Linked DNA regions of Homo sapiens: region 1 is linked to region 2. Evidence: chromatin loops called from intact Hi-C (ENCODE). Cell type or tissue: mammary epithelial cell. All regions are shown on one strand. Links, peaks and the distances in the headings refer to the core of each region. The heading gives the core; the rest is flanking DNA. Region 1 has its middle 61 kb from the start of LINC01507. Region 2 overlaps LINC01507 (long intergenic non-protein coding RNA 1507).

The links. Peaks named below come from ENCODE experiments on the same cell type or tissue, not always from the same donor. Only the 100,000 strongest peaks of a DNase experiment are listed, where the experiment ranks them.
Region 1: it touches region 2 in a loop (2.3-fold over the local background); 5 of 110 quality-filtered maps call a loop at or near these places.

Annotation. Positions count from the first base shown.
Region 1 is chr9:79,759,080-79,768,327 of GRCh38, forward strand. No RefSeq gene overlaps it. Among named protein-coding and RNA genes, the nearest start is that of LINC01507, 61 kb to the right of the region's middle. RefSeq lists an enhancer at 6,204-6,819. In mammary epithelial cell, for the core only: no CTCF peak of the experiment used is centred there; a DNase peak (open chromatin) is centred at 5,522.
Region 2 is chr9:79,951,342-79,960,589 of GRCh38, forward strand. All of the region lies in intron 1 of LINC01507 (long intergenic non-protein coding RNA 1507), which reads left to right. Among named protein-coding and RNA genes, the nearest start is that of LINC01507, 130 kb to the left of the region's middle. In mammary epithelial cell, for the core only: a CTCF peak has its summit at 4,149 (motif pointing left); no DNase peak of the experiment used is centred there.

The sequences.
Region 1 (9,248 bases), core at 3,458-7,457, 190 kb before region 2:
TTAACACAAAGTGAAATAGTGGTCATCTTTTGGGAGGAGGCAATCAATGGAGGTGAGTTGGGTCATCTTTTGGGAGGGGGCAATCAATGGAGGTTAGTCACCAGTGGAGCTTGAAGGAACTGATCATGTTCTATTTCTAAAAGTGGGTGGTAGGTTCATGTGTGCATTTTAAAAATTAGGCAGGTATGTTATATATAATTTGCAAGTGTGAAATTTTTATAACAAAATATGAGTACATGGAAAAGAAGAGTATGACTAAAAATAAATCACATGGGACCTGTATGTCTCATTAGTTTATTCTCCAAATTCTCAGTGACTTAATGAAGTAAAATTTTTTTTTTCTTTCATGCTACATGTCCAATGAGAGTCATCAGGGGCCTCTGATTTTTGTGGTAACTCAGGGACCCAGACTCAAGAGTTTATAGGGAAAAGAAATTCTGTGATTACTGCCTGTGGGTAAAGTTATCACCAGATCATGACAGGGTTGGGGCAGGGAAGGAGGACAGGAACATGATGAGTCAAGCACTGGCTCTTCAGGTTTCTATCTGGAAATGACATGTCACTTCCACTCACATTGCATTGGCCAAGTCAAGCCCTAAGGCCCTGCTAACTTCAAAGATGTCAGAAAAGTACAATCTCACTGTGTCTGTAGAAAGAGAACCTGAATATTTGTGGACAGACTTAAAGGCCATAATGACTACCGTATAACCACAGCCAAATTTTGAGTTCATTGCTGCTGCTTCTATGCCAAGCTCTAGAAGAACACACATTTGTGCTTATTTTCCATTACAACTCTAATAAAGATACAAAGTGCTGACTTAAAAAGGCTTCTTTCTCGATGATCTTGATAGTCTTAGGAGAGAGTTCCTTCTGAAGATAGGATACTCTTAGTCCAAACAAAAGTCATCCTCATGGAGTAAAAGCCTCTTATCTGGATAAAAGTTCATGGATTTTGTCTGTTATCTGCAGGGGTGAAAGGCTCACTGTTCTACTTCCCAGAATTGTAGAAAGTCATGTTGGGGTGGCACTTAAGATGGGTAGGGGATGGCGGGCAGGGATATCAACAGAAATCCAAGCTTACTGGAAAACATGGCCACTGGGGGTTGCAGATTTATGCCCAGGACCTCCCCTTCTCTTTGTGTTTCACAGAGGATGATGGCCAATCATTTTTGTTGGACACACCTGCATCCAGGCAATTGAGGGAGTGAGAAAACACATGCCAATCATCTGACCTGGGTGGTGAAGCCAACCTCTACAGTGTTGTCCCCAAAGGTGGGGCAGAAACTGGCTCTTTGCTTTCCAGCCCCATTTCCTTGTCCAGTGCACACTGCAAGGCTACTTAGGTTAGGGCTACGGGGTCTAAGTTCTGGATAATGGAACATGTTACATGGGATGTGATGTCCAAGCCTGATGATGGAACAGCAGCCTAATATTTCATACTTTCTTATGTCTCTTTCTTTTAGCCAAATGCAGAGGAACCACTCTGAGAAGCCACCGGATGTTAGGAGCCTGTGTTCCCAAATCACCACATTGAAGGCTGGCCACTGAAAACCCAATTGGATGATGATGTGAGCAAGAAATAAGCCTTTATTTTATGAAGTCAGTGAGATTTGGAGGTTGTTAGTTTCATGAGCTAGTGTTAGTAACTATCAAAAAATATAAAAGATCATAGTTCCTTTCTTCAAAGATACTTCTGACAAGGAACTGTGCTGGGTTGAATTCAGATAATGCTCTAGGACAAATCTTTCTCATTGGTATAAAAAAGAGGCTTGTCATCTTTTCTCACTACCTTTAAAGTGGCTAGGCAAGCCAGGCTCTGCCCATGTGTTGAGTGATCATTCAGAATTGGTATTATAATTTGGCAAACAAAAATGCTTTGATTGATTAAAACAATGGATCCCATTTAGAGTTTTTTGGGTGTCTGGAATTTTGAACATTGGTTTACCTTTGCAAATGGTAAAATAATTGCTGGGTATTTTTAGCAGAAGGTGTGATATGATTTAGGAGATGGCATAATAATTCTGCAAAAGTCTGGACAGGCTACTTTTTATGCTTCAGGGTAGATTACACATAATAAACCCATTGGATGAGGGGAAATACAGGCCACAAATGCTATTTTATGTATGTGGAATGTGGGGAGAGAAATGAGCCAAGGGAAAAAGGCTAGAAACCAAAGTGAATGAGCAGGCAAAAATGATGGTCAGAAGGGGAGTTTTCCAGTGATTTTGTTTGGCAGACATTAAAAATATATATAAAATTGCAGATTGTAGTCATAGTAATGGAACCTGTAAGGTGACACTTTAGTGCCCATGATGTAGGCATGGTGATCCTACATGAATTTATTCTTCTCTACAGAGTAGGTAGGAATAAGACTTTACTTGTTTGATGTAAGACACATAGTGACATTGGAAAAACTATAATATCTGAGTGGCCTCTCAGACGAGTTAGTTACACATCAGCTAAGGCATTAGATGTGTTGGGCACTTGTCACATAGAGCCATGTATTCTTGTTTTTCATGTCCATGTCCATAAGGCAGCCTGGTGCAATCGTTGACTCATGGGTCAGAAATCTAAACTTAAATTTTGACTCCATACCTTATTCTAGGTGTAACCCTAGGCACATTCTATAACCCCTTGGAGCTTTAATGTCCACTCCTATCAGATGAGGATCACACAGACATTTTATGAGATACAAATGCAAAACAAAAACAAAAACAACAACAACAACAACAACAAAAAACAACCATGTGAAAACCGTGACAGCAGTACCTGGCATATCACTAGTATTCAATCCAGTAATCCCTTCTTTCTGTCTTCCATTTGATATGAAGTTCCTTGAGGGAAGGGATCAGGGCACGCTCATTTTGCATCACCTTAAGGGCCTGGCACATTGCAGATACTAGATAAATGTTTATTAAATGCACAAATGAAAAGGGCCAGTGGTCAGATTATGGGGCTAACTGGACTCCAGTAAATTAAAATACTGATTTTTCTCCTCTCACGAAATTTCCCTTAAGATGGGTGTATTAGATAAGATTTAATTCCACAGCATTCAACAGAGACTCAAGGACAGTGGCTAAAAAGATAGAAGTTCATTTCATGCACATGCAAAAGCCTTACTATAGGCAGAGCAGGGCTGGTGTCCTGGCTCCAGTGGAGGTCCCAGGGGCCTTTGACCTCATCGTCCAAGATGGAGTAAAGGCGGGAAGAAGCTGCCCGCAGACACTGCCTTTAATGAAACAGCCAGGAAACTCCCTCATGTCCCCTTAGCCAGAAGTTCTAGTTGCAGCACCGGGAATGTGATTTTTAGTTCAGGTGGCCACGCAGCTTCCATTAGCTTGGGAAAGGAGAACAGATAAAACAGTCTAAAGTTCCTCCCATAGACTTTCTTCTGTAATACTGCTTCGAAAGTGGAATGATTGCTGGTATCACATCCTGGACCATGAGGTTGGTAATCATGTCCCAGTGACGGAGGAGAGAAAGGACAGAAGCACCCCGAGTCCCAGATAAAGGAGGAGCTACCCGACAATCTTGAATTGCCTGTTTATGTGTGAGAAATAAATTTCTTTCTGAAAACTCTGATTCTTTTTGGATCTTTGTTGCCCACGGCTAAATTTCTACGCTAAGCACTACAATCCAGCTGGTGCACATGCGCGCCTGTGTGGCTCTAGGTGAGCATGGAGCGCTTTAACTCTTCCGCGCATGCTCAGCCTTAGCCATTGCCCAGGATGCTCCGGTCCTCTCACTTTTCGTCCTGCCTGGGCAGCCCCATGGACTGGCAGGAAACCGTTCTTCTCTCCACCCAGCTATGGCTTCATTCCATTAGGCTGGAATTTAAATCAGGGGTGAGTTAATATACAGAATTGTACCCCAGTGGCCTCCAATTTATTCTCTTCTCACTTATGGGGTCAGGCCCCGTATAGTTATGTTTTATACTAGCAGTACAAATTGTACAAGACTCTTACAAAAATCAAGCCAATCAGAAGTAATAAGATGATAAAACTCAGCCCTCCCTCACTGTAAGAACTCTCAGCATGTGAAAATTTATATATGTAGAATGATAATGCCTCTACAAAAAGACGGATCCCATTACAAAATAATTACTGAAAACCTAGTAGTTTGCTAAAGACCTAAATACACGTAAATAGGAGCATTTCCTTACAAATTTACGGTACTGTGCCCAAATTTTGCTCACTGAAAATGTTCTCTTACTGCATCTGTTACACAAAGATAGACCAGCTCAAACACCCATCCTGGGTCTGGATAAAATAGATGGAATTTTATCAATCTAACTTTTTTTTTCAGTGTTGCTGCTTTGACATTAAGTAGGCAGTATGAGTAACCTGAAGGAATAGTAAATAAATATATTCTAAAGAAATAGTAAGGGAATTAAAGTAAAGTGGTGTTCCGGTGTTCACACAAGATCAAGCTTTCTACGTTTCTTCTCCATTACATTTTATCATAGTTCTGACACACCTTTTTTTCACATTTTAGAGTTCATGCCTTGTGTACTTTACAGTTTTATACCGTGTATGTTTTTAATGTCATTAAAAAAAAAAGCCTCAACTCTAGGCATTTTCACTTCTTATGCCGTGGCTGATACTACAGAAGGTTGGAACTAAAATAATCATGACCCCTTAAGGCAAGACCTCCAGCTTTTGAAGTGGGCCAGACTTCATGCCTAACAGCTTGAACCTCTAATAACACAGAGGGATAGAAAAAGAGCCTAGGATGAGAAGCCAGCCTTTCATCTGGGCTGTCTTTTCCTTCTGAGTTCTTACAAAGGACTACTTTAATTATCTATTCTGTTGCTTTTCTTAGCAGGCAGAAAATTTTCTGGGTTTAAATGTAACATCTTTCTTTACCCATGAATCTATGGAGAAGTCCACTTTTCATGAGCAGTCAATTAAATCACTCATCAGCTCTGCGGCCCCAGTTCCATTTGCAGCTCACACTGCAACTTCATGAGGAGGAGAGGTGCTGGCAGGCATCCAAGTCCACACACCAGGCTACAAAACCAAAGTTTGGGAAGTGTTGAGTACCATCTCTACAGGATTATGCCGCCACAAGTGTGCCATTGTGAACCGCCGTCAGAGCCCTGGATTAGGTTTATTATCTCCTCTTCCATTCCCCGGGAATGCCTGCTCCAGATAGGCAGGGACTGGCAAATCTTTTACCAGCATTCTAAGTACAAGTTTATGGAACAAAATTCAGTTAGCAGAGGGAAAGGCACGCACAGATACAGACCATACATGATTATCATTATTGTACAAACATCTGGCTTCCACCCAGAATATCCACTCTACAGTCCATCCTTATTCTCTGCCTCTGGAAAGCAGGATGCTCCCTTTCCAGGGCTCCTCATCCAAGCCTGCCTTGTCTAGGGGTTCCCCCTGTGACCAAGGCAGTGAGCTCTGATCTGGCTGGAGTCCCCTGGTACTTCTCCAAGATTCCAATGGAGCGTGCTCATTAGGAGTTTTGCTTTTCTTGTTTCTAGGTTCCCCACGTTGGTTGTTGAACTATAGTCACTCCACTTGGAGAAAGAAAGCAGAGAGAACCCTCGGGGGTTCATTCCTAAAGCAGTGACTCACTTTGTCTTCTTGCCACTGTTGCTGGCCTATCATCTACCTCCATCTGTCTCTATGCTGGACCAAGCAGACACCAGAGACATTTAAAAAAAAGTCTCTCTGCATCAAAAATGATCAGCAGAACCCCACCTAATCATAGGTCAGGTGCTTCCAGCTTGAATTCTTCTCCATGACAGACCCCTGCAGATGAACTCTGGTGGCGACTTTCTGTTCTGCCTTTTGTTTTGTTCCTGTGTGAACCACAGTTGCTCGGCTGAGTGGAGGGAAGACAGTGCTGAACTTGAAGCCGGCAGACAGCAGTTTTGATCCTCCTGGCTTGTGAACTTAGCATTGGTGTAACCTTCAGATATTGTTTAACCTAATTGAGACTCAGTTTCTTCACCAGTAAAATGGATACACGAAAGCCCCTGCTGAGTCAGCAGGAGCTAACAGAAACCCCTTCCTCAGGCCCTCAGACTTAATCTCCATATGATTAAGGATTTACTACACGTGTTCTGTTTAATAGCCAAAAGCCAGACTCACTTGAGAAAGTACAAATGGAAGCCAATATCGAAATCTAGAGACTACTAATTGATAGAAAAAAGCTCAGCAGAGTCTGATATATAGTGGAGATTCAGCGGGATTAGCACTCTTTGCCTTTACAGCAGTCCCCTGCAGCACCTGATGGATATGCTTTCACTCTAGATTCCAGGCAGAAATCCCTAGGAAATCAAGGAACAGGAGGTGAAAAGTATTAAATCCTCATTGCAAGACATTCGGTATTGTTAGATTTTCTCTTACAGAGCGAGCTTGTTGGTGTGTGTTCTCTTAAAGCAGAATCGTAAAGCTAAATAGCACTTATCTGATTCTGTTCAGGAGTGATCGCTGAAGGTCTGTAAGTGCCTCGAGGTGAGGCTTCTCTAACTTCCCAGTCTCCTTATTGATTGTGATCGGAGGTGGCAGAGTCTGAGCTTGCCTGAGGTACCTGACCAGCCAAGGAAGGGATTCCTGGGGTATGTGGTCATTTAAAAAACCATACTTGTGGATAAGGCAGTCACGGTGCAGGGGGTCGGTTTGGATGTGAAGGGGAGAGCTGAGGCTATTACCATAGAGGAATTCTTTCTTTAGAAAGGCTTCTCATCTCTCTTCATGTGTGGTTTTGGGGCAGAAAAGAGGTTGGAATCAAATTCTGTTCAGCTTTCATCACTCCCATGTCACTCAGATGGGGCACTCTTACTATTGAAATTAATGCCTTTGGTATTAATTCCGATAGTACGGCTTCCTTGGAAAGATTGATGGCCGGCCTTTGATTCGTTTGCCCTGTGTGCATGTTTACTGAGTACTTACGTGACACATTTTTTCAAGTGTCCTGCAGGTCTTAGCTCATTTATTCCTCACAGCATCTCCATGAAGTGGGCAGCATTTTTATCCCTAATGCACAAAGGAAGAAACAGAGGCAGAGAGAGGCAAAGCTTTCTTAGCACCCTTCTATTGCTAGGGATCCTTTATGTTGTACGGCTATTGACTTGAAGGTCTCAGTTTCCAATGAATTTTTCCTAAATGATCTAGCCCGCACCATTTGCTCACTAAGCAATTAGTATGTTTGTTTCACACAATGACAGACAATCTGGACAGTAGGGGAGAGTACCACCGGGAGGCATCGCTGATACTAGATCCTGTATGTCATAGAGCAGATGGCCTGGACGGTCATAGAGTACACCTGTAATTTTAAGATATTTTCTCAGCCTCTGACCTCATGCCTGTGGTTCTGTAAAACATCTCACATTTCCTTCCAAAGCAAAGGCACCAATGTGCATTTCTTCTCAAATGATTTTGAAAGCACTCTTGATAGTCTATCCAGTTTGAATACATTTGTGAAGCAAATTCCAAAATTGCGTATTATATCTTCTGGAATGGTGCTTGGTTTGGATATGGTTTATTGGTCCCCACCAAATCTTATGCTGAAATTTGATCCCTGGTGTGGCAATATTAGATATATAGCCTGGTGGGGTGTGTTTGGATCATGAGAATGGATCGCTAATGAATGGCTTGGTGTCCCCAGGTTTGTCCCTTCTTCGCACATACTTGCTTCTCCTTTGACCTTCTCCGACATGTTTTGACTCATCACAGAAGACCTCACCAGAAGCCAAGCAGATGTAGGAGCCATGCTTCTTTCACAGCCTACAGAACGGTGAGCTAAATAAACATCTTTTCTTTATAAATTACTCAGTCTCAGGTATTCTTTTATAGTAACACAAAATGGACTAAGACACATCATTACTGTAAAATAAAGGAAGATTTTAAAAAGTGGAATTAAACATCCAGTTACTCCATAGACAATTAGGAATAATTTGGGCAGCATGGTAACAGCCCGTGCACGGCATTTGGGATCCACTCCTGCTCTTTGAACCCAGAAGAACCTGATTCAAATTTGATTGACAACATGACCAGGGTAGGATGCCTACAGCTGGGGTCTGGTTGAAATGAGATGGGATGATCAAAGCAGGTGATCTGCTGTAGTAGAATGGTAAACCGGGATTCTTGTCAGGATGCTGGCAGACAATATTGAAAAATTGGAGTAAAGTGAGTAAGAAAGAATGTGGAAGGCAGGTAAAATTGATGAAGGCAAGTGATTCAAACCCTAGGCAAGTGTGGTCACCATGCTGTTTTTTATAGTAGCTGGCATAGGTGAAGTGCCACCTGGGAGCCAGGCTAGACAGCACTGGATTTGCTCACATATGAGCCAAAGAATGCCGAGTTATCTGTGACAACAGGTGTTTTTAAGGATGGAAAAGGAGCAGGGTCTGATTCTCTGCTCTGTTCTTACCCCATGAGTCTAGTGACAACACATTGTGTGTTTCCAATTTTCCCCCAATGCCATGACCTTTAGGAATTCCATCCATTTGGCCCCTTAGCATGGGTTAGTCCAATGCAGGTTGGCAGTATTGGGAATTCACCTATTCTCAGGCAGTCAAACAGCCTCTTCCATCCTCCTTTTCCCTCTCCCACCTCTTGAAATACTTTACACCCTTCAAGGTGCATGTCAGAGGCTACTAGTCTACAAGGCTTCTCCAATAGTGTTTACTCCTCTCTGGAGCTGGATTTAGTCTTTCTCTCTTTCGTGCTTCCTGTATTATAGCACACACCAAAGACTATCTTGTATTTATCTTCATTATTTGTGTTCACATCTTACCTTGACTGAAAGCTCCCTGATGGTAGGATTCATATTTTCCTCCTCATTGCTGCCTCCATATCACTCTTCATAGTGCCTTGTACAAAGTGAATGCCTAATGACTTCTTGTTGAATTGAAGCAGGTTAAAAATCTGCCATAGTCCAGGTTGAAGTGAAAACATCAAATATTTTTGAAAATGTGTAGATTTGGGTGGTGGATTGAGGCAGAAATAGATGAGGCCCCAGGGAGTAGACACATTTGCAAGTTTGATTTCTACACCAAGCCCGTGTAGATCTGTTTCCTCCCTAAGCAATCTATCATTTTCATTGTTTTCTTCTATATGGTCTGTTTGTTCTTCTTGCTTTTTCAGAGATTAACTGAAGAGCATTCGTTTTTCTGGCATTCTCTTTGGGTTATAGCAGAGCTTCTTTTGCCAGTGGAGGGGAGGGGCTCTCTGGGCTCCTGCAGGGCTGCTCTCCTGCCTCTCCTCTCTCTTAGTCTGGAGTGC
Region 2 (9,248 bases), core at 2,390-6,389:
ATTTTGACACTTAGTTTTCTAGGCCTAGAAATTTAACTTTTTTATTTCACTGAGTGGAGGTCAGTCTTTCAGGGATGGTGTGAATACACAGGAGACTGTTAAATAAGTCTGAATGCAAATTTATTAGTGCACAGTGAGAAATACAACAGGTAGAAATATTATTCTCATATCAGTAGATAACAGTTTCTTTTACAGTAAGCAAGCTTTTATAAAAACCAAAATACCGTCAGCTTACACCAGAAAGTTGCTTAGGGAGTGTGGCCCCAGAATAAGAGGCATTAGTTTAATTTGAGGAATATTGGCTATAGGTTGGTGTGATGCACTCACCTTCATTTGAAGATAGCTTTCCTTAAGGGACATGCGTACTGCTACCCTTTCACTAGTCCTCTTAGGGCTCTAAGAAGTCCTAGACACAATCTGCTTGATTTACCTGTTTTTCTGAAAACCAAATTGACCAAATGGCTTCCAGAATATATTAAGATATTCAGACAAGTTGCAAGCACATCTTGCTCTGGACATTCAGTCATTCTGTTGTGTGATTTTGTACAAATAGCTCTAGTGATCTATTTTGAGATATCACATTAATGTCTACCAAACTTAATAGGAAAAGGAAGTTAACTTTCCTCTGTGGATATGATGAGAAGACCTAAAGGAATATATGAGAAGTTCATAATTTGTTTGAATTTCATTCTTTACTCTTCATAATTCTAAAACCTTAGACCTTTGTCCTTAGAAGAATGCAGCCTGCTATCAATTCTTGAACCCTTGTCCACTGAGGTTTGTACGAAATTGAGTAAGTTGCCCTGGACCATACAGAAGTCTAAGTAAGGTTGCCTCAAGAATTATATGATGCTGGGAGGCTTATATTTTTCTATTTAATAGTGGTTCTAATTTATTTTTTATTTTATTTTTTTCTGAAGGAGTTCTCCGTTTCTGAGAGAATCCCTCTGCTCTACCCTGATATGCATGTGGAGCAAAGACCTTCTTGATTTTCATCACTTTGCTCACCCAAAATGTTTCTTTGTAGTGGGGTTTTACTGAAAGTTTAGGGTGATGATGGGGTAAGAGTGTTGGGAGTAGATGGGAGGGCAGGAGGCATGGTGTTTAACACACAGCATTATATAGCAAAGCCTTTGGAATGGAATGTTAGACATTTGTGTCCTAAATATGCTTCAGAATCTTATCATGTTGAACTGAATTTCTCATGGGACATTTTCCACCCCCCCCCATGGACTCAAACTGCCGTATCATGCTACTTCTTCGATTTTTCCTAATGACTAATTTTTTGAGTCAGTAGGAACATTCTGAGTCTTGGAACAGTCTAGCTCTCTCCTTTTCCCCATCTGTGTCCATATCACTTCCTGAATGCCCAACTGTTAAAATCAGTGGTTTAGTATGGTATTTCTTAAACAAGGACAGCTCTCTATAGTCCACTGTACTAATAATAATGTTTCAAAATAATGAATAAATACTTGTACTCTAGAAACAATGTACTACATTTTCCTGCACAGTCCTTGGCAAATTGCTGTGCTCTGCAGTTTCAGAAGAATGGTATTGGTGGTCAAGTTTGTAGTTTAAATCTCAGAGAGCATTTACCTTTCCATGACCATGGGCATAAAATATCCTCCCTTAGTCATGATACCTCCTTAAGGTCTGTACTATGTACTTACTATCTGCTATGTGTCACCATAGTGTGACTAGACTTAGATGAAGAGAGCCCAACTAACAGAAATAAGAATTAAAACTTTCTCAATACCCAGTCTGCTGGCTACACAAGTAGTTTTCATATTTCTCAAGAAAATTTAATATTTTCTTCACATTAAAACCCCAAGTTTCTAATTAAACCTTTTCCAAAATTATGTGTGTATGTGTTATTGATGTGTCATTGTTGATATTTTGTTTGAAAAACAATTGAGCCACGTATATTTATCTTATATCTGATCACTTTATGTGCTTTATTAATCCCAAGAATTGTAGAGTATATTTACTGGGCTTTCTGAATGAATACATACATATGATTTTATTAATGATAAAAATTTCTCTCCAATAGTCAACTCTCTTTGTCTGCTTCTTATACTATTGAATTGTCTCTACAAGTTTATAATGTTGAAAAATTTCATTTTTAATTTTCTATAGTTTATAAAAATTAAATGAGGAATAGATAGTGAATGCTGTTGAATGCCTTTGAAACAGCTGAATGATTAAATTATTTATCTTTTTTCTTATTAGGCCTATTTTTTGAATAATTATATTAAGAGATTTCCCAATCCTAGGCCTGAATTCTTGGGATAAACCCTACTTAGTCATGGTAGCTAATTCTTTTGTATTAATGAATTCAGTTTGAAATATTCATATTAATAAATGAGATTTTATGTGTGTGTGTGCTCTTTATGTCTAATTTTGGCCTTAGGGTTTGTTAGCTTATGAAAAAATTCAGTAGCTTTTGTAGCACAAGAATACTGTGGTTTTTGAAAGTCTATATAATTTGTAAGCTACTTTTAAAGGTAATTTTTAGATAAACTTTTATTTAATTTCCCTGTGAGTCTTTTCATATTTTATCCTTTTTAATGGAATCATTTTAGATAATATATTATTTTCCAATAAACCCAAACATTCTGTCAAGATGTTTTAATTTTTATAATTATACAGTATTTTTTAAATTTTCTTAATCTCTATTTTAATATTTATTATACAAATATATTTTTTATTATTTATTACATTCATTATTTATTATATTTTATTTATTTTTATTTACATTTTATTTTATTTTTCCCCCCAAAATTAATATTTGTGATGTGCTTTGGCCTTGTCTTCCCACCCAAATCTTACCTTGTGGCTCCCATGGCTCCCATGTGTTGTGGGAGGGATCCAGTTGTAGATGTTCAAATCATGGGGGTGGGTCTTTCCTGTGTTGTTCTCATGAAGGAGAGTGGGTCTCATGAGATCTTATGGTTTTAAAAGCAGGAATTTCTCTGCACAAGCTCTCTCTCTTTGCCTGCTGCCATCCATGTAAGACATGACTTGCTCCTCCTTACCTTCTGCCATGATTATAAGGCTTCCCCAGTCGTGTGGAACTGTAAGTCCAATTAAACCTCTTTCTTTTGTAAATTGCCCAGTCTCGAGTATGTCTTTATCAGCAGTGTGAAAATGGACTAATACAGTAAATTGGTAACAGTAGAATGGGGTGTTGCTGAAAAGGTACCCCAAAATATGGAAGCGTCTTTGGAACTGGGTAATGGGCAGAGGTTGGAACAGTTTGGAGAGCTCAGAAGAAGACAGGAAAATGTGGGAAAGTTTGGAACTTCCTAGAGACTTGTTGAATAGCTTTGACAAAAATGCTGATAGTGATATGAACAATAAGGTCCAGGCTGAGATGGTCTCCAATGGAGATGAGGAACTTTTTGGGAACTGGAGCAAACTTGTTATGTTTTAGCAAAAAGACTGGCTGCATCCTGGCTCTGTCCTAGAGATTTGTGGAACTTTGAACTTGAGAGAGATGATTTAGGGTATCTGGTGGAAGAAATTTCTAAGCAGCAAAGCATTCAAGACACGACTTGGGTGCTTTTAAAGGCATTCAGTTTTATAAGGGAAGCAGAGCATAAAAGTTCAGAAAATTTGCAGCCTGACAATGTAATAGAAATGAAATTCAAGCCAGCTACACATATTTGCATAAGTAATGAGGAGCCAAATGTTAGTTCCCAAGACAATGAAGAAAATGTCTCCAGGGCATGTCAGAGGTCTTCATGGAAGCCCCCTTCCATCACAGGCCCAGAGGTCAGGAGGAAAAAGTGGTTTCATGGGCTGGGCCCAGGGTCCTCTGCTGTGTACAGTCTAGGCACTTGGTGCTCTGCATCCCAGCCACTCCAACTATGGCTGAAAGGGGCCAATGTAGAGCTCAACTGTAGCTTCAGAGGGTGCAAGCCCCAAGCTTTGGCAGCTTCCATGTGGTGTTGAGCCTTTGGGTGCACAGAAGTCAAGAATTGAGGTTTGAGAACCTCTGCCTAGATTTCAGAAGATGAATGGAAAGTGGCTGGATGCCCAGGCAGAAATTTGCTGCAGGGGTGGGGCCCTCATGGAGAACCTCTGTTAGGGGAACGCAGAAGGGAAATATGGGGTCAGAGCCTCCACACAGAGTCCCTACTGGGGCACCACCTAGTGGAGATGTGAGAAGAGGGCCACTGTCCTCCAGAGCCCAGAATGGTAGATTCACCAACAGCTTACACCGTGTGCCTGGAAAAGCCACAAATGCTCAATACCAGCCTGTGAAAGCAGCTGAGAGGGAGGCTGTACATTGCAAAGCCACACGGGCAGAGCTGCCCAAGACAACCCCTTTTATTTGATAACTCAGTTATTTAAAAAAATTTATTTTTAGTACCAACTTGGCAACATAGCAAGACCTCATCTCCACTAAACGTAAGAAAAATCAGCCAAATGTGGTGGTGCACTCCTGTAGTCCCAACTATCCAGTAGGCTGAGGCAGGAGGATGGCTTGAGCCCAAGAGTTCAGTGAGCTATGATTGCACCACACTGCACTCCAGCCTGGGCAAACTCAAAAAAAGCCCAAAGTTTATTTTGAAATAAAATTAGATTTACAGAAGCATTTTAAAAGTAGTTCAGAAAGGTCCTATATCCTCTTTACTCAAATTTACCCAATGTTAACATCTTATACAACCATGATATATTTGTCAAAATTAAAAAATTATCATTAATGCAGTATTATTAACTAACTGTACTCTTTATTTGGATTTCATCAGTTTTTGCACTTTTTTTCCTCTTTCAGTATCCAATGCCTTTGATTTTCATGCTGTCTTAATATCTCCAGTTTGTGACAGTGTCTTACGATCTTGACACTTTTGATAAGTATATTCAACCATTTTTTCAATGATGGTTAGTGATGGAACACATTCTTCATCTATTATTTCTGCTTCTATTCCAGTCATTCACTTTTTTCACCTTGGGAACATACCTAATTAATAGGTTTGATCTCCATTGTCTTATTTCCTTATCTGTCATGTTCTTTCAAAGATTTTCTTCTCTTTTACACCCTGTCACTTTAGAGTGTTTCTTATGTTTTTCTTCTACCTTGATTTTTTTTTATTATCTGCAATGCCATTCTCTTTATCATCAACATTAAAAATTTTTCTGGTCTAAAGTGGGTTTACATGCAACACTTTCTTACATAACATTTTATCTTAGCTTGTAATCTATGCATTTCATCTACTATAATTACATTTCAGCCCATTGGTGCCTTTTCATTATATGCCCAAGTTTCATAGAGCAGAAAGTAACAAGGGAAAAAGAAAATAAAGTAGGTATAAAAAGAAAACTGGAAAGAAGTACATGCTGCTGCATAGAGAGAGAGGCAGAGACCAACTGCTTTGGTTTTGAGGATTTGCAATTCAAGTCTCTTCTGAAGCCTGACTACATTACATTGCCAAAAGCTTTGCAGCAGTTTCTTCTGGTTCCTATAGTGAATCATTTTCGGAAATTTGTTTCGTACGAAATTACCTTTTCCTTATTTTTCAGGACTTTTTGTTTTGAATAGGCCCAATTTTGTCTTTCCTCTCCTTACACATCCTCAAGTGTGGTGTGTTTGATCCACACAGTTAACCAGCCTTCAGTCCATTAGAAATTACTTTGATTTACTTCTGCCTTCCTTGGGCACTGATTGAGACCCCTTTCTACATCCACAGATGGAAATACCTGTAGAATTCCAGCTTAAATTCTAAAGCTGAGCATGCTCTAATCTAGTGTTGCTCTGTTGAAAAAAGTGAAATGCTCTCCTGTTCTGGATCACTGCTCAGTTTCTTGAGATTCCAGGTAATATGGTGTATACAAAATAGACTTCCTTAAGATGAACTGCATCCAGATTTCTTCCTATTTCTATCCACAACAATTTACTTTGGGTGGCTATACTTCCCACAGAGCAATATGGCATTATTCCCCTCCATATTTCTCTAGCTGTTGTTTTCTGAGACCAGTGGTTTCTGGGTAGATATTAAAAAAAAATGAGGCAAGGAGTAAAGCAAAGTGCTAAGAGCACAGAGATGACTACATTCTTTAAAAGATTAATATAGATTGCCAGTCAATTGTGGGAGGGTGAAAATTATCCCCCTATATTTTGAAGGGTGAGCAGAACTGCTTAGCCATGATGCAAAGGATGGGGAGAGCACATTTTTTTTTTTACTTTATGTATTAATTAGTTGATTCAACAAATATATGTATATATTGGATCATTGTTATGTGCAAGGCACTGTACTTCATCCTGGTAACACATATCTAAACAAGAAAGTCATGTTCCCTGCCTCCATTAATTTTTTTTCTCAGTTGCTGGAAATTCATTAGCATTTTTGAATGTCGGCATTTATGGCGTGTACCTTTCTCCATAGAGTTATTATCATAACTAAACATGATAATCCATGTCTGGTGTCTCCTGCATGGTAAGCACTGCATGTTAGCTTTTTTTTTTTTTATTATGATTATTATGAGTACTACTACTTTCTCTATTACCATTGGTCAGACATTAAGGCAAACACCTCGCATGCATCATCACATTCAGTCTTCAGAACAAGCCTTTAGGGAGGATGTCAGCCTTAGTTTTCAGTGTTCTGTTTTTATCTATTTTTTTCTTGGGCATTTTGGTGAACTGTTGGAGTAGGCTGTGTAAGGGATTGATAATAATTTTTCTTTCTCCTGTTCTCTTTGATCCTGTTTCCCATTTTTGCCCATTAATTTTATCATTCATTGATGATGGTACTGACACCAATTTTAATACCTGTTGATTATTCTTGTTCACAACTATTACTGTGGTGTTTACTAAATTGGTTATTTTTTATTTCCATCACCGTACCTACTATTGTTCATTGGTATTTTGCTGTAGCAAGAGCTTGCACTTCTCCTCTCTTTAATTATGAAACTTTATTTATGTCAGTATATACTCATGAATATTCATTTATAATCATTAAATATTTTGTGACTCAAATTGACCCAGGTTTGAACATTGAGAGCCCTTTACAGTTAGTTGTCTCCTGTTTTGGATAATATTTTAAATTGGAAATCTCTTAGCTTTTTCTGCCAAGTTTACTATTATACAAAATGTTGAAAGAATTATACAGTAGATACTCATATGGATTCTACAATTTGCATTTTTTCTGTATTTCCTTTATAATATAGCTATCTAATCATCAATCATCTTATCCTTTGTTGATATGACAAAGTATGCTGCCGACATACGTACACTACACCCCAAAACACTTCAGCTTGCATATCATTATCTAGAGTTCAATATTTGTTTATAGTTCGTTTTTGAGGTATAATTAAATAATATGAAATGAACAAATCTTAAGTGTGCCATTAAAGGAGTTTGGATAAATGCATATACCTGTATCAAACAAATCCCTCTAATGATATACAACATTATCATCATCACCCTAGGAAGTTCCCTAATACATCTTTATAGTAGAGAGATTTATATTCTTTTGGGTATATACGCAATGATGGAATTGTTGGGTCAAATGGTAATTCTGTTTCCGCTTCTTTGAGGAATCTCCACGTGGCTTTCCACAATGGCTAAAAAATACCTATTAGGTACTATGCATATTACCTGGACGATGAAATAATCTGTACACCAAACTGCCGTGACATGCAGTTTACCCATATAGCAAACTTGCACAGGTACACCTGTGCAGGTTAAGAAAAAAAAAAAAAAGAAATTCCCTAATTCTTCTTTCTTTCCAAGTAACCACTGTGCCCACCTCCCTGTAGACTAGATTTCTCTCTACTAGAAGTTGATATAAGTAGAATCATAAATTAGATACTCTTTTGTAGGGCTCCTTTCACTCAACATGTTTTCAAGATTCATCACATTGTTATTCTCAGTAGTTCATTCCCTTTAATTATTGAATAAAATTCCATTGCACAGACATAACACTGTTTATCCATTTTCCAATTGGTGAATACCAGAACATTTCTAATTGTTGCCTATTATGAGTAAAGCTGCTATGAATCTTCTCGTCCAAGTCTTTCTGTGGACCCTAGAAAGGGTTTTGCTCCCTGAATGTACATCACAGATGTGAGCCATACCTCCTTCTCTCACAGCTTGCTTGCCGCCAGCCTCACCCATGTGAGACCTTGTGGCCCTGTTTGTACCAATGATTCCACTCCCCTGACCCTGCTTATTGGGTGGTGTATACACCTAACCCATTTGGAGAAAGCAGATTATTTTTTCTAAGAACCTAAACTTCTGGAGCTATGGACAAACGTAGGCATGGAGAAATAGAGAAAGCCAATTTGCCAAAAGAAGAATGCAGACTTAGGGGGACAGAAACAAGGGGCAGGATAGCCTGTCCTAAAGAGGGAGAATGGAAAAAATAGCTGCCTATTTTTGACGGTTTCCTCATTCTGGACTCTCCAAGGCTTTGGTTGCATTTCCTTTCTCAGGTTTCGTAACATTTTTTTCTATATAATAATACATTCTCTAATAAATTCTATTATTATTTATTCAAGTTAGCTCAATATATTTTGGATATTTCCTACTGAAAATCTTGACTAAATCACTGAAAACAAAATACCACAAGTATAGATTTGTTGTTTGGTCTAAATTCCAGTCTGTACACATAACAGAGCCTAGCATAGAGTATATACTCAATAAAGGTTTGTTGACTGACGAATGACTGAAAAGTGTAAACACTGTGAACAAGGCAATAATAAAGGTGATTGGTTGGTTATAGTCTAGGATAAATGGCTCAATCAGAAAATTTCCTGTGAGCAGGTTTTTAATGACAGGAAGGAGGAGAGAATATCCAACTGGGGAACTTTCTACCTGAGTAAGGAATGATTTCTTCTATAGCCTCCTAAAAAAGGAGGGCTCTGGAACAAGAAGTATAGCAAAACCAAGTATTCCTACAACACATAAATGGTCAGGGCCCCATGTGAGGCACTGCAGAAAAGATAGAGGACTTAGTCTTAGTTCTCTACCGTTTTTGGATGCAGACTTAACCTACTTCACCCTCCTGTTTAGGATCCAGGCAGAGGAAATGGGGTGAGTGAATGTTAGAAGCTAGGAATTTTTCTCTCCCTCCCTCTGGAAAGGCTTTATCTAACTTTCTCTGCAGTGGAAACTTAGAGACACTCAGCATTCAAATAAAGTAGGTTGCCCGAATTTTCATCATCCCAATCCACATTGGAAATGTGTCTATTTTCTGAGAAACCACTGAGCTCAATCTACATTTCTTATTACCATTTAGAAA